Regions from separate parts of the Mus musculus genome. Here region 2 is linked to region 1. Evidence: chromatin loops called from intact Hi-C (ENCODE). Cell type or tissue: left cerebral cortex. All regions are shown on one strand. Each heading gives the region's core, and the rest is flanking DNA. Links, peaks and the distances in the headings are about the cores only. Region 1 overlaps Kcnma1 (potassium large conductance calcium-activated channel, subfamily M, alpha member 1). Region 2 overlaps Kcnma1 (potassium large conductance calcium-activated channel, subfamily M, alpha member 1).

The links. Peaks named below come from ENCODE experiments on the same cell type or tissue, not always from the same donor. Only the 100,000 strongest peaks of a DNase experiment are listed, where the experiment ranks them.
Region 2: a loop joins it to region 1, with 2.2 times the contacts of the local background. A loop is called at or near these places in 4 of 42 quality-filtered maps.

What each region holds. Positions count from the first base shown.
Region 1 is chr14:23,891,334-23,899,661 of GRCm38, forward strand. The region is part of intron 1 of Kcnma1 (potassium large conductance calcium-activated channel, subfamily M, alpha member 1); the gene reads right to left. Among named protein-coding and RNA genes, the nearest start is that of Kcnma1, 110 kb to the right of the region's middle. In left cerebral cortex, for the core only: CTCF peaks have their summits at 1,067 and 4,398 (motif pointing right); a DNase peak (open chromatin) is centred at 6,688; H3K27ac peaks cover 3,394 bases.
Region 2 is chr14:23,786,740-23,795,067 of GRCm38, forward strand. All of the region lies in intron 2 of Kcnma1 (potassium large conductance calcium-activated channel, subfamily M, alpha member 1), which reads right to left. Among named protein-coding and RNA genes, the nearest start is that of Gm51422, 140 kb to the left of the region's middle. In left cerebral cortex, for the core only: a CTCF peak has its summit at 4,856 (motif pointing right); DNase peaks (open chromatin) are centred at 1,378, 4,632, 4,811 and 5,303; H3K27ac peaks cover 4,759 bases.

The sequences.
Region 1 (8,328 bases), core at 269-8,268:
ACAACCATCACAGAGCTTCATTCCAGAGTGGTCCATTCAATTCAGACCAATGTTTAGGCTGTCAGCTCAAAATAAGAACAGAATGCTATTTCTCCAACGGGTTGTGGGAAGCCAAATTTTATTTCTATAATCTGCCAAAAAGAAGTAAAATTTCTTTAAAAAAAAAAAAAAAACCTCTATGTAACTTCTAAATTGTTTTCTTTTTCTCTCTACTCCTTTCCCTCCTCCCTCTCCCTCCTCTCTCCCACTTCTTCCCACTGGCCTCTTTGCTATCCTCTGTGTGTTAGGGAGCAGGAGAGACCTATGTTTTAGGACCATAGGCCAATCTTAGGTGTCATGCCCCCAGGAACTACCCATTTTGTTTTTGTCAGAAAGGGTCTCATTACCCTAGGGCTCGCCAAGTAGGCCAGGCTGGTCAATAAGCAGCAAGAACTCCCCTGCTTCTAACTCTGCACTGTGGTCACAGGCATGGGCACAGTGTCCAGCTCTTTTCACATGAATTCTGGGGCTCAAACTCATGTTTGTACAGCAAGCATGTTCCCAACTGGGCTTCTGCTGTTTTTCAGAGGGTGAGTGGCTTTTGTAACAACATGGATGGATGCAAAGGACAGTATGCCAAGTGTAGTAAGACAAGAAAAAATATTATATGATGTCACACACACAAATAGATATGAGAGAGAGAGTGGAGAGGGTGAGAGAGGGGAAGGGAAGGAGAGAGGGAGGGTAGGAGAGAGGGAGGGTGGGAGAGAGAGACGGAGGCAGAGACAGACAGAGAACTAGAATCCACAGTGAATATTAAATGAAGGTTTCCAGCAGAGGAGGGAGGAGGTGAAAGAAAATTATAAAGTATAGGTCAAAGGTCAAAGGATACCAGAGTAGACACATTGAAAAGATCTTATGTCCAGTGTTCTTTTTTATTTTTTAAAGATCTTACACATTAAAGGTTTCTGTTTTAATGAAAAATATAAGTTGCCTTTGTCACTATGAAAGCTGCCAGAGATGTTTCAACAGATCTCACACAGTCATGTTGCAAACCTCAACTCCACACAACCAAACTGCTTTTGAAAACGCAAGGGGGAGCAAATGCTTGGGAGGAAGAGCAATGGGAAATGAAGGTGCTTTCCACTTGGTTTCTCGCCCTGTCCAGTTGGAGAACGAGCCAGAGAAACCAGGCTCTCATTCCTTGAAATGTTGCATCTCAGGGTATACGGGAGAAAGACAGAGGGGCCTGCCCTGCTGCTTGCCATGAAATGGGATCTGAGGGCTGAGTGGGCATCGCCCTGGCCCAGCCAGGGCTGAACTTGCAATCAGCCTAGATAAAAATCACTAGACTGGAACCAGAGCTCGATATCAAGGGATTACCTGTGAACTGGCTGTTCTTTCCCGTGGGCAGAGAGGCCAGTGGCTGAACGCTAATCAGCCTTGTCCGAGCTCAGCACAGAAGCACTCACTCACATGCTTCAGGCCACAGCAGCAGCACCTCGGCTCTCAGGGCTGGGGATGGGCCTTTCCTTCTCAGTATCCTCCCCACCCGCCCCACCCCACCCCCAAAGTCCTCAAGAAAGGAGACAGTGCCCTTCCAAAAGGCTGCTTTTTCTCTCCCACTTTGGGTGGAGGCTTTGTGTAAGCTGTGCAGCCTTTCTGCAAAGCGACTTGGCAACGTGATGAAGAAATCTTAAAAATGCATTCTTCCTTTGGTCTGGGGACTCCTTTCCTAGGACTGTATCCAAGGCACAGACAGACCTTAACTGCAACCCACCCAACCTAGGACAATGAACACTGAAAAATCACTGAAAGAACCAGCTATCATGGGGAGACAGTTAAGAAGGGGATGCTAGAGGGCTGAGGCAGGAATGGGGTGTTGTGGGTGAGGGAGCACCCCCATAGAGGCAAAGGGGAGAGGTGATGGGATGGGGGTTCACAGAGGAGAAACCAGGAAGGGGGTAACATTTAAAACGTAAATAAGTAAAATAACCAATTTTTTTAAAAAAAAAAAGAATTGTTGCTACATTTATGCCGAAAGAAAGAAAGAAAGAGAGAGAGAGAGAGAGAGAGAGAGAGAGAGAGGGAGGGAGGGAGGGAGGGAGGGACGGAAGGGGGGAGAGAGAGAGAGAGAGAGAGAGAAAGAAGGAAGGAAGGAAGGAAGGAAGGAAGGAAGGAAGGAAGGAAAGGAAGAAAGAAAGAAAGAGAAAGAAAACAAGCTATTTCAAAGTCAGTCACAGTGGTACATGCATGGAATCCTGGTTGAAGCAGGAGGATTAGCACAGGTTTAAAGCCAACCTGGACTATACAGCCAGACCCTGTCTCCAAAACACAAAACAAAACAGAACAGAACAAAACAAAATAAAACAACAAAAAACAAACAAACAAACAAACACCCCAAAGGTTCTGCTAACAAAATGGAAAGAAATTGTAAGGAAAGGGTGGTACAAAATACCATAAAACATCTGTACATATCACCTTGGCTATGTACCTGGTGCTCTCACCTCTATATTTCTGTGTGTCATGGGGTATGCATACATGTACATGTGGGTCATGTGTGCATACACACATGCAAAGGCCAGAGTCCCAGCAGGGTATCTCAGCCCCTATTGATCCCCACCTTATTCTGTAAGCACAGGCCTTGCACTGAATCTGGGGCTCCAGTTTCAGCTAGACTGGTGGGCCAGCAAGCTCCCAAGAGCCATCTCTCTCCATCCCCCAAATCCATAAAGAGGGCAGTTAGGGCACAAGCTCCTGCAGAGACAGAGAGAGGCAAGAACCAAGGAAGATTGCTGCTCAACGGTTTGCCCAGCCTGCTTTCTTACATAACCCAGGAGCGCCTGCCCATGAGTGACTCTGCCCACAGGGATATGGGGAATGAAGAAAAAGGCCCACTGGAGCTGGAAAGATGAATCAGTGGTTAAGAGCACTGGCTACTCTTTCAATAGACCTGGGTTCAATTCCTAGCATCCACATGATGGCTCACAACCAGCTATAACTCCACCTCCAGTGGACCTGACACTCTCTTCTAGCCTCCATGAATAGCAGGCATGCAGGTAGTGTACAGATATACATGTAGATAAAACATCCACACACACACACACACAAGATAAACAATTGAAGTTTAAAATGAATGCTCCAACCACATGCCCACGGGCTAATCCAAGGCGTCCAAAGTCTCAGTTACAATCCCACTTCCCCCTGACTCCTGTTTACATCCCTGTTTTTATTTCTGTGAAACTTTGGGACCGGATGATAATTCAGTGCCTAATATAATAAGCAGCTACCATCACTCCACTAGCAGTGAGCCAGGGTTCCAGCATACAGCCTTCCTGGCGTTGGTTATTATTCTGACTTCTGGATAATAATCATCTAATCCTTTTCACTTATTTTCTGGGTGTCCTGCAAGAAACATGGGTGTGCTTTACAATCAGAAAGATAAGAGTTAATGTCATGCTTTATTTATTTCTAATATTTTTATTTTGCATGAGTGTTTTACCCATATGTATGCATGTATGTATGTATGTTCACTATGTGTACACCCAGTGTCCAGAGAAGCTAGGGTGTCAGATCTCTCCCGATGCTGGACTTCCAGATGGGTTGTAAGCTGCCATGTGGGGGCTGGGATCTGAATTCAGATCCTCTGTGAGAGCAGCCAATGTTCTTAATCACTCAGCATCTCTCCAGCAACTAAGAAACACACATGATACTGACCTCTGGTTTACACACAGAGAGGGGATGGATTACATATTACAGGGAGGTATTCTTCACTAAGGAAAACTTGTGTTTCCCAAATATACTATACATTAACCCTCCTTTGGGCCTGTCAGCTACTAAGAGTGCATGGGCTGACTTGAAGGCTTGAAGCCACACAGCTTCTGTCCTCAACCTGCCTGTGCCTCAGGTTCTTGTTCCCCATAGATACCCAGCCTCAGACTTACAAATGCAAACACAAGGGAGTACAACAAGGTCACTGTGAACCAGGGGTGTCAAAACCCGGCAAGGCTGTCAATCCAGAGAGAGGGTGTAAATTACGTGGAAAGTCAGTTACCCCAAGTCCCAGGTCCCAGGTCCCAGGTCCCAGGTCCCAGGTCCCAGGTCCCAGGTCCCAGGTCACTATCTGTTCTAGTAGCTGGACTGGGGCCTTACAATATACCTTTCTAAGAAATCCACACTGAAGGAAGAAGTTGTCGATCGATGGAGCAGATTTTGAGAAACACAAGACCATAAGAAAAGTCTGCCTGCCTTGTGTGGCATCACACAGAAAAATCAAGTCTCATTAAGAACTTGAAACATCCATTCTTTTCTAGAAAAAATTCTTTATTTTTTTATTATTATTTAATACATACAAGTATTTGACCTGCACATATTTTTGTGCACCACATACATGTTGTGCCCACATAGGCCAGAAGATGGCGTTAGATCCCTGGAACTAGAGATAAAGGTGGTTGTAAGGTGCCAGGTAAGTACTGGGAACCCAGCTGGGGGGACAGGTGCTTAAAGTACAAACTGCATAGTAGTTAGAGGACAGGAACTCTGATGTTTGCAGACCCCAGCTCTACCAGAGCCTGGCTGAAGGACCAGAGTTGAGTTATTTTTTTTCCCCTCCCAACCTGTCATTTCTCTGTCACTAAGATAGGACTCATAAGGGTGGCACCTGCTCACTGAATTTCTGTGGTATCAAGATAAATATGACACAGAATGTTCAGGAACAGTCTTGGCACCTAGAAATAACTGATGGTGTTGGCTATTTTTAATAACTTTGTTTATTACCACCTCCCCTGATAAACAGCTCAACATCTGTGTGATTATAGGAGACATGCTTTAAAGCCGATGGCTAAATGAAAACAGTGCGTTGGCTCTTGCTCACACTCTCTGCCTGGGGCCAGCATATGCCACACCTGTTGTGTTTGCCGACCCCATCTGCCACCTCATACTGCTGGCCCTCAGAAGGCAGTATGGTCCTCAGAAGGCACTCTTGTACATGGCCACCCACAAAGATCTGCTAGCACTGGCCTACCATTGTCCTGGAGATAAACTAAACAAGTGTGCTGAGTGTTCAGAGGACAACAGCAGCATGTGTGAGTCCCATGCCACCCACTGAGGTGGCTCAATAAGGAGAGGCACGCCGGGGGTGTGGTCTCCACACTGTATATGCAGACATCTTTAACTCTCGAGGTAGACACTGAATGTGTTTGTAAAGAACAGACCAAGTCAAAGCGAGGTCACTAGAGTAAATCCTCATCCAGTACGACTGGTGTCCTAGGAGGAAGGGACGAGGAGCCAAACAGAAGGCCATGTGACTTCACAGAGAGAGCAGGGCCAGGCTACCTATGAGCCAAGGAAACAGATCTCATAGGAATGCAGCTTCCGTCCTACCAACACCTTGACCTGGGACTCCAGAGAGAGAGGAAGGTAACTGTGCTGTTCTAGCCCCTCTCCTGGGTACCGTGTTACAGCAGTCATCCTTCCCAGGGATGGCTCCTTGCTAACACCTGTCTGACAATCAAGGCAACCTAGCATCCTGAGACCCCACGCTAAGACAAGAAAGACAAGGAAGTCCTTAAGCTAAGATGATAGGTGCAATCTGGAGCACGTCCTTGGTCCTTTGAGGACCTGTTTCTTCCTCCAGTGGGGCTGCTATACAGGTTGAGATGGCTTCAGTTTGATCCTGAGCCCCTGTTCCTCTATTCCCTCCCCCCAGGACCGGGCAGTATTCTGCTTTGGAGTTCTGCTTCCATGCCTGTCCTGCCTGCTTTTCAGGTTCACGGCTACAGACTGAGATTTAACAAGCTCTAACGAGGTTGCATGCATGGCTAAAACCCTCCAACAGTGCTCCTAGTACTGACATGGACAGCCAACCTCCTTACTGTTGCCTACAAAGATCTATAAAAACAGCCCCTGGAAACCTCCTAGCATAGCACCATGGGCTGCACACTTCACTCAGAGATGTGTCTGTGCAGTGTGAAAAGAGCAACTGCTTTCCATCCTACCTCAGGACCTTTGTACAGACTGGTTCTACTGAGAGATTCTTCCCTCCAATTTCTACTGGGCTGGCTTCCTTTCCAGATATCTCTTCCTCAGAGAGGCCTTTCCCACCGTCAGGAAATATTTTCCATTACTCCATACCTTGCTGGCTGTCTTTCCAGAGGTTAATAGAAACTGACATTGCCACCAAAAAGCCACCCCCACACACACACACTGCTGCCTAATGTTCTGTGGCATGCGCTGTATCTAGTACTTTGCCCAGTGCCTAGAAGGAACTTGGTGTGTGTTGCCTGTATGGGGGGGGGGGGGCGCAGGGGAGTGAGAAATCCCTGAAAAAACATAAAGTCCTCCTAAGAACTAGCCAAATGGTTCAAAGACAGAAAGGCATCATGGAATAAAACAAGCAGCCATAGGCTGGCTATGTGAGGCCTTTGAACCAGCAAGAGAGCCACATGGAGGCTTCACCCCTGCTGGGGCTACCCTGTTCTATCCAGCTACGGAAGCTGCACAGCACACACAGCACTTGACTACTGTAGCTCCAGTACTGTTGAGCCGCTGAGCATCCTCCTGGGAACCAGAATGGGGATCCCAGATTCACCAGCAAGGCTGACTCCCTCTCCCCACCCTCCACCCCCACCCCAATCCTTGAGTGGCACCCACCTGCATCTGGCTACTTCTAGCAGAGCTTCCTTCCTGCCACCAGCCTGGGCCCTGCACAACCTCAGTGGGCGGGCTTGTGATTCACAGATGGCCTGTCATTCTCAATGCTAGCAGCACACACCAGTTTGCCTATCTTTAGATGTTCCACAGACTGAAAAAAAAAATCAATTTACCTGCCTGGCACGCAGGCTAGAAGCCTCCTGATAACATCAGTGAGCAATACGGGGCTTCCCCTCGGTATACCCTGGTACATCAGGCTCTCTGCGAGGTTCAGAGGGAAAGACAGTGCTTCTGTCTGAGGTCCAGCAGCCCCCACTCTACCCCAAGGCATGTTATTCTGTCCTTTGGAACTAGCCAAGTCTCAGGGGAAGAAATAGACAGAGAGTCAATCCTGGACGTACCAACAAGGGAACAAAAGTCATTCTCCATGCCCACCCACCCAAGCTGCCCACTCTTCTGCCACAGGATTTTTGTGGAGTCACATTAGACCAGGTCACCCCAAGAGTGTGGCTTTGGTATCCTCTTTAGGGCCTGGATCAGCTAGAAAGGAAGTGGGTGCCCAAGGCAGGCCCTTGAAGCTTTCTGCCTTTCCTAACACTGCAGTTTAGAAAACCTCAGGTAGGTTGGGCAAGGTGAGATCCTGGATGTGGGAAGGGAAGTAATCTAAGATGCTCAGGGCTAACAGGTGTCAGACCTTTGCTATTCCTCCCAATAAACACTAGGTACCAGCTTAATGAGCAGAACAAGGCAAAAGAGAAGCTGGGGAGCATGCGCTAGGAACAAAGGAGACCTGCCCCTGCAAAGCTGCACCACCTCTATACTGCTTTTGCATCTTCCAATTCCCTGTGCTTAGCCTTTTGGATGTCCTTGACCTCTGATCTTTATCCCATGCACCCACATGTAGAAGCCATTGTTACAGACATGGGAGACATGTTCTCTATGTTGTTCAGGGACGCGGCCTGAAGCTCTGCCCCTATCTGCTTCTTTCTGACCTCAGAAGGGACTCACTGGGACTCTTCAGCATAGAGGCCAAAGAGTGCTGGCTCCCATCTGGGCTGTCAGCAGAACTCTGGAGCTAAGGAGACATTTGTGAGAATATACAGAAGGCCCACATTTGTTTCCCTAATCCAAAGACAGTGTTTTTTAAAGGCATGGGGGCAAAGGGTAACTTGCAACTGTTGTGCCTATTAGTCAAGATGCCGTGAAGGGATGCAGGCCATCTGTGCAGATCTTCAATCATTTTTGTTAGAAAAGTGAACAACCCAGATATTGTATCCAAAAACTTTGGTCCATAAATGGAAATGATGAATTTAAAAAACAAACAAACAAACAAAAAACTAACTGTGCCAAGAACACCAATCTATTTGCAGAACCTGAGTTTGTTCCCTGTGAAGCAGAGTAGGGTGTCAGTGGTCCTAGGAAGATCAGAAGACTTCCTTCTCCTCTATTTCTCCTTAGGGAGGTCTTCCTGGCTGTAGTCTAAACATACAGCTCTAAACCAAGATGACAGCCAGCAATCATGGCTCCACTTACTTGAAGGTTGGAAACAAACCTAAGGGGAATCATCACAAATCACACTGTAGGTGCCATGGCCCAAGTCCCAGGGCTCGCCTCGCCTCATGCTGGCCCCTACTCAAGACTGGCTCCTCCCCATCCCAGCACTCAGCAGCCGCACCATCAGATCCTCCTGTACATACC
Region 2 (8,328 bases), core at 299-8,298, 100 kb before region 1:
AGCTGACAAGCTTCCTGGTTCTCTGAGAGATCTACCCTACAGATCTGAGTTATCAGCATACTACACATGATCAGGAGACAGGTTCTAGTCAGCACCCTGCCTGGGACGAACTGCATGACTTCAGGCAAACCTCAGTTTAATCATTAAGGAAATGCAAGTGACATGGTCTCAAATAGCTAAGGCAGACACAGCCATGCTGGCCAGGCCACCTTCTAGTCTTCTCTCATGGCAGAACTTACTCATGAGTCACATTCTTTAGGGCAGAGCCTTGGCAGCTCTTTATTACAGAGCTGTGGATCTTTGGCAAAGCTTTCTATAGAGGCACCACCTGAATGGACCCAGGAAATGAAAAGTCCCTGGATTAGATCTCTTTCAATCCTTAAATACAAGAGCAAGAAAACAGTCTGTGTCCTAAACACCCTCAACTAAGTCCTAAGTCCTACCCCATCTTGTTGCTGCTGTTTTGTATTTTTACTGTGTTTGTTTGTTTGTTTCCTTCTCTTTTGGCTTTCTTTCCAAGACTTAGCAATCACAATAGAGTGGAAAAAATATAGCATAAAGCCTCTTGCCTTGACTCAAAGCTGGGAGTTCAAATGTGACCTTGTGTCTTTTCCCCTCTGTATATTAGTTTACATCTCAAAGTCTGTTCAATTCCACCCCCAAGGCTGGTGTCCAGTCTAAGAATCTCATAGAGGTAGAGAATTCAGTCCCTACTTTGAGATCAGGGCATAGATGACAGCCTAAGGAAGTTCAAAGACAGTTAATTAGTACCCTCAGTTCTTTTGAAAATTATTAAAGAGTCCAGAATTAGAAATTCAGATTTCCTCCAGACTCCGGAGAACAAACACCTCTCCTCTAAATGGCTTAATGTGTCTGTTTAATGTACACAAAATTATCTTGCAGGAAGTGGGGGCTGTTTCTCCTGTCACTTCACATTTCCAGACTATACTACCTTTGGCAAAAGGAGGAGGAATCCAAGTCTGGGAAAATTAAATTCCACAGCAGAAATTATTAGGACCAGAGGCTGTAGCAGACACAAACCTAGATGAAAGAGAAATAAATTCTTACCCCCCACCCCCCACTCCAGTTCCACCTTCATCTCTCCATCTTAGTCCAGGGCGAAAGAAAAAGAAGCTTTTATAAATTTTTGAGTGTCTTGCTGAGTTTTGTCTACAAGGTCTATTCAATAGTATAGCCATGAGCCTCAGTGTGCAGCTCCCTTCAGGCCAGGGGACTATGGAAACTGGCTTCCTGTGCTCAAACTCTCAGGGGGAAAAACCTGAGAAGGTGAACTGACAAAGAGTAATGCTTCATCACTGAGGACCAGGGAAGGACAAGCCTTCCTCCCAAGAATGTGGACATCCTTTGCTTAGGATCATGTTAATTAAATTGGAAACACTTGAAATAGTCCACTGAGGGCGTGTGGCAGTTGTTTTTCTTCAGCTCATCTAGGAAGTTAACTCGAAGCTTCATTTGGGAAACGACTGCAATCTGAATGTCATGGATCACCCACAGCGTTGGGTACCCTCACATAACTTTGGGAGGTAGCCTGCGTAGGGTTTCATTTTTTGTTTGGTAGCCCCCTGAGTCTGCTACCTTACTCCACATTAACGGATCCTCACTCCTTCCTGCCTCTGGCAGTCATTCTTTTAAGTAAACATGCCACTTATGAAACATTCATACATGCAAAGATAGAGAAGTTCCTGTCTCTGAAACAGAAAAAAAAAAATGACCTTCAAAAACTACCCAGGTGGTAGAGAGGGACATCTGTCATCTGGGGTCTCCTAAAGCAAAGGCTGGTGGAAGGACATCCCTTCAAATCATTGTAGGTGAGTGGGACTGTCACACTTCACCCAGAGTCATAGTGAGCATCCCTTAGAGAAGGCTGACTCCATGAAGATGGCTCAGTAAGGGGATCTAGCACAGATTCCCACAAGCACATGTTTTGAATACATGGTCCTCATCTAGGATGCTGCTTTGGGAAGTTGTAGAACTTCAGGAGTTGAAGCCTCGTGGGAAGAAGTGGATCCTTGTGGGGCTTAGCCTTATGGGTTATAACCTAGCCCCTTCTGGCCCACACTCTCTGTTTCTCCATCCATTTGAGCTGGGAACAGCCAGCCTCATGCACTGGCTGCCACAGCTGTGAGGAGCCACCGACTTCCCTAGGCTTTTCCTGCTACAGTAGACAAATTCTGGTTTCTGAAACCTTTAAGTCACTTCTTTCTAGGGATTTTATTATAGCAATAAATAAATAAATAAATAAATAAATAAATAAATAAATAAATATTAAATAAATAATATCTAATGCAGGCTCCAAGGCTGAAACATCTATAAAGAAACCAACTCCTTGGAAGGTATAGGTCCTTCTCCTGTGGCATCCTCCCCCCCCCCCCGCCCCCGTCAACCCCATGGCCACTCCCTTCTAGAGAGATGATCCCCTTCTTTGTATGTTTGTGGCTATGTGGAAGAGATTCAGACAGGGAAAAGATCAAAGGAGGTGAGTGAAAAGCAGTGACGCCCCCCCCCCCCCAGGCCTGTAAGCCATGAGAAGAAGACTTGAGACCATTCACTAACCTTCATGGAAGGCCAGGAAGAGACTTCCCAGATCTACCTACATCCTCCCAATGGGACCAACAGCCAAGAAAAAGACGAGCGTGCAGCTCTCCCAGCGCTGAGCACAGGGTCAAGTGCCTTCCATGTCTAAGGAAGGCGAGTTCCCATGAGCCTTTCTGGCTGTAAGTAAGTAGGGGGATGCTGGAGCCCAGAGCCTGGGGAGCCTGAGAAGGAACAGACTGCTCTAAAACACCTGACACTTATCATTTTACCCATGGAGACTCTGAGGTCCTGACTTGCTCAAGGTCACTCAAGAAGGTTACTGCAGAGGCGGGATTAGGACGTGGCTTTATGTTCACCATTAGTTCTTTTAACAGGAGAGTTTTGTACCTGTGTGGATTGATCTCAAACTGGGCCTGGAGTTCCGGGGAGGGAGGGGGGAGGGGGGCGCGCACACACACACACACACACACACACACACACACACACACTGGAGCAAGCAGGGAAATATGCTTTTGTGGAGGCTAGAGGACAGGCTCAAGTGTCATCTCTCAGGCACACTTTGTTTCTTGTTTTGTTTAGGATGGAGCCGCCCAGAGCAGGGATTATTAAGTATGTACCATGGCACATGGCTTTTCTATGTTGGTCCCAGAGCTTACATTGGGGTCACTGTCGTTATGAGGCAAGCGCTTGACCAAGCGATCTGCCTCTGCAGATCGGCAATCTAAACCTTCTGGAAAACTCTGAGGTGGCTAAGAAACTAAGTTACCCAGATCATAAAATCATGGTAGCTTCCCTAACAGCTACTTAAAGCGTCAGCTTTCCTTTTGCCAGGGGTTGTCCTCTAGGCAGGGACAGAAACCCAGATAGATCGTTCTCTGCGTGTCCAGTCCGTAAAACCAGTTCAGCATAGACTCTTCAATAAATCCATCACACCCAGACCTTTCTCCAGAAGCTCGGAGGATGGTCAAGATGGCTCTCTGGGGTCTTCCAAACTCCATGCAGAGACAGACAGATCTCTGGGCTCCTTAGTCATCAGTTCTAGACTACTTGATGAACTCTGGGCCCCTGAGAGGGAGACACCATCTCAAACAAAACAAAGTTCACAGGCCAACAGATCTAGCAGGGTTTGAGGACAGCCAGAAACCAGGCAACTGTTGTCCTTTGAAATACCCTCTTTCTGTGACCTGGCCTCTGTTTCATGGCATTATTGTTGTAAGTGCAGACAACTATGGCGATTGTTTTTTTTTTTGTTTGTTTGTTTGGTTGGTTTTTTTTTTTTCTCCTTCCTGGTGAGCTATCCTCTACTTTCCTTAGGAAAGTTGCTCTAGCCATAGTCACAAAATATGTGGGGTGGGGGACATTAAACAGGAAAAGAGAGGGCTGACACAATGGGCAAGAAGAGAGTTTCTTGAACCTCTCAGCTCGTCTACTGGATCCTGGACTTCTATGCCTGTGGAAGAGCCGGTGTGACTAGTCCATTTACTGTCTGGATTAACCATCTCTTCTAAACAAGAAAGGCCCAGTGGTATGCTTGCCTAGGGCGGAGGCACATAGATGGAAGGATCCTTGGAAGTCCCAGGTTAAATGAAAACCCATGTCCCCGCAGTTTTACACACTGTGACCCAAGCTACCACCCAGAGATTGCTGGCTTCATCTTCCCGGGCTGTCCATATCAGCACATGGCTAATTTCATTAACTGAAATTAACTAGATGGGCAAAACAGAGCCCTGCTGCGTAAGAGGCTTGGGTGCATTTAATTAAGTTTATGAGTGTTCTGATTCCTCAAGACAGACAGGCAAGAAACAACTGCCAAGCCTTCTTTCTCTCTCTACCCAAACTTGAAAGAACAATTCTTATAATAAAAAACATTCTGAGGCCAAATGGTAGCTTCTGGGTGGTATCATTTCCCTAAAATTGTCTTTTCTGGAAGATGCCTTTTTCTGGAACCTGACTCTCTAAATGGGGCTCCTAGTCCTCCAGATTGGAGTGTTTAGGGCCCACAGGCACGAGTCCGTCTGCCTCCTCCTAAACATAGCCTCGCAAACTAAACTCGGAAGCATCAGCTTGCATGTGGTCCCTAGTGTGAGCGACTTCATCGCCACCGTCGTCTCTATTTTTGAGTCTCTCTACTAAACTTTCTCGCAGCTGGAATGGAGGTTCTAAAGGCAGTCACAGCCCACTAAGAGATTTTTTTTTTTTCCTCACAAGTAGCCACATCTAAACCTCTGAGGGCTCGAGAAGCAAGGAGGAGAATCACTGCATGCCCTGACTGAAAAGCTCCGAACCGCCTATTCCATTCTAAGCCTCCAGGGGGCACCAACTCTTACTGGTCTGGAAGGAAGGAAAAGAGGCAGGAGGGCAGTAAGGCAGAAGGCCGCTTATATGTTAGTCATATAAACATATTTATGCACCCCTTGGGATCCAGCAGCAGGGACTCGCAGGATGTGAGACTAGAATTAGAAATGCTGAGGTCCCAGGTCTGCTCGAGGGACTCCCCACAGCATCCAAGCATCCCGTTTTTTTCAGTTTGCATCTGTTGTCCTGTGCAGAGTTTCTGTAAGAAACAAGAGGTATCTGGTGCCTGTAATGGGGGCTCATTTCCAATAGTTGTCCAGAGGACATGCCTCACATGCATACTTTTACACATTCATGTACATACTATGTTCACCCATATCTTCTGCAAAGTGCCACACCTTTCCATGTCTTTTCAATGGGTCTGTGGCCACCAAAATGGCTGTTACACACACTTCACATATGGTGCTGTTGACATGCCCACTGAAATCAGCCACATACTCTGTCAGGCTCACTCTGTCTCGAGGGAAAACTGGGCATGGAGACCATACTGAATGCATTTGACCCTCTTTCCTTGAGACTTATCTGTTATCCTGGTAAAGGTTTTCCTGTGACACACATGCCCACAAGGACAGCTCCAGGGAGCTGAGTACAACCCCACCTCTGGCCCTTGCACAGCTCAGGGAGGCTAGATATGAAGTGAGAATTTCCTGGCCAGCTTGACAACGATGAGTCAGGCTGGCACGAGCCAGTCCAGTCTCAGGAAGACCAGACCCTGGATGGACCTGAATGAAGGGTGTGCACAGGACAAACACTGACTGACTAGACCCACACTAGACCCACATGAGGGATGGCTAGCTATACCCAGAACTGCCCAGCAGCCTTGCTCAGTGTTTAGAGAACTCTCTCTCTCTCTGTCTCTCTGTCTCTCTGTATCTCTCTCTCTCTCTCTCTCTCTCTCTCTCTCTCTCTCTCTCTCTCTCTCTCTCTCTCTCCCTCTCTCTCTCTCTCTCTCTCTCTCTCTCTCTCTCTGTGGAAAAAAATTTTGTTTTACCCTCTCCCCTCCCCTCCCTGCCTTCATGGCTCTCCGTGACAGCCACTATAACATTGTGCCTGGGCTGACAGGTAACACAAACCATGGGAGCCAATGTTTATTGAGCACTAGCCACACAAGAGGCAGTTTTCTGGCATGCATTCAAGAACTTATCACCACAACAGGAAGACCCAGAGTCTGGCATTCTCCCCACCAGCAAGATGAAGAAATTGTGGCTTCAGAAGATGAAGCTATTGGCCCAGAATGAAAGCCCCGAGGAGAGGTTAGACAGGGATGGTAGCCTGGCTGCAGCTTCAGCCACAACACACACAGAGGCCCTCTGTATTCCAAGGACCATACCGCAGCAGCTCCTTGCCAGGAATACAGAATATTTGTTGTTACAGAGTGTTCCATCTCACCTCCTGGTATGTTCTGATGACCTAGCCAGTGATTCAAGCTGCTGAAAAGAGGTCCCAGTCAGACCCTTCTTGAAGGACAGAACTCCTAGCTTGCAGCCCAACAGAGGTTAAACAGGGCGGGAAGGGACATTCCATTATAATATACCAATAAATATATGGGAACTAGTTCCAGAGAGGTGGTCAGGCAAATGGTTGAGATAAAAGCAAAAGTAGGTACTACCCCTATCCAGGCCCCATTCTCTTGGACATCCAAAGGCATAGGAGTTACCATACCATGAACAATGTTTGGGGACACTGTGGTGTTCAGCATGAAACTCTTGGGCCAGAAGGATCTTTCTTTCTCCAGAGCTGTCTGATTTCTAAGTCTGTCCTTCCTTTTCCCATCTGCTCTGGGAAGGCCAGAGGAGCCATCCTGCCAGCTAGTAAAATTAGCAGCTGGGCTTTTTTACGGGGCACACTGGGGAGCTGGGTACACTGAGTACCAGTTTACAGGCCAGCAGCCAGGGTGGGCTGAGACCCCGCCTTATAGACAGACCTGAATCAGGATGGTCCTCACACAAGGATTCAGTGAGAGGGAAGGACAGTGCTGTGGATCTGTGGATGTCGGGGATGAAGGGCCTTGGGTAGCAGACTGCAGGAGGGTAGCCATGAGAGAAAGTGCAAGGGGTGACTTTGCTATGATGATCTCAGAAGCAGACTGTGTCCAGCCCCTAGGCTGAACCTGCTAAAAGAACAAACAACAGAGAACTTGCTAGCAGCCTGGGGCCACTCAGCCCAGCTTCTATCGCTTCCTAGTCTCTACTTAAGACTCAATTGAGCTTACGGAAGCAATATAGGTGCATTGTTCAGAGACTGCAAAAATATTACATCCTATCTATTACCTTGTGCAGTGGGCAGCTTAGAAAATTCTTTGGGAAGAATTTCACCAGTTTCAAGGGAGGGTGGCAAACTTTTTTACCATGGGACCAGACAGTAACTGTTTTTAGGCTGGTGAGAGTTTGGGACTCTATGGATGCTCCTTGTATCCTTACTGTACTGTGTTACAAAAGTAGCCACAGCTGCAATATAAATGAACTTGCATGGCTTTTATGACAATTAAATTTTGAGGGCAATGAAATTTGAATTTTGTATACTTTCCATGTGTTACAAAATATTTTGTTTTAGATTTTTCTAAAGTAATTTGAAAATACGAAAAACGATCTTTTGCTCCTAAGCCATACCAACAGAGCAGTGAACCACTCTGGCCCACATGCATCAGATGGTTGGGTAGGTTCAGCGGCGTCACTCCTGTGCTATGGGAAAAGGATTCCATAGGGAAATAAGGACTGAAGCTGCCCTGGCCAGTGAAACGGTTCCGTGGGTAAAGGGGCTTGCCACCAAGTCTGACCACCCGTGTTCAATCCCAGGGACCCAAATGGTAACAGAAAGTAGAAAACTAACTCTAACAAGTTGTTTGTTGACTTTATTGTGTGACGTGCCCTGCCCCCAGAATATTATATGTGAATAAATATATCTTTTTAAATTAAAAAAAAAAAAGGACTAGAAGTTTGTGTGAGTACAGAAGCTTTTTACGCTCCTGCTCCAGATGCCTCTGTAAGCATCCATAGGCTGGCATGCATGGGCAATCCCCACGATCAGCTAGGAAATGAAGTCTGTTCAAGTTCCCAGAGGATCATTTTTATCCCAAAGCATCTCTTGCATTCAATGGCACTTAATTAAAGCAGTGAGGATTCAGCTTGGCCAATTGTTGGTAGTTATGTCAGAAGACAGTTGTGAGCATCTCTAGCAACAGGCAGCTCGCAACCTGAGGTAGGAGCCTGATCAGTGCAACCGCTCCTGTGACATACTCTTCCATCTGAATAAATGGTACTGGGTCACAAATAACAAGTGTCATAACTCTGGTGCCTCTTCTATCAAAGTCAAAACAGTTACTTAACCATATAAAAATATAACATATCATCTATGATTTCCTGACTAACACCAACATACTCACACAGGATAAAATAAAGAGGCATAATTTAAATCCTA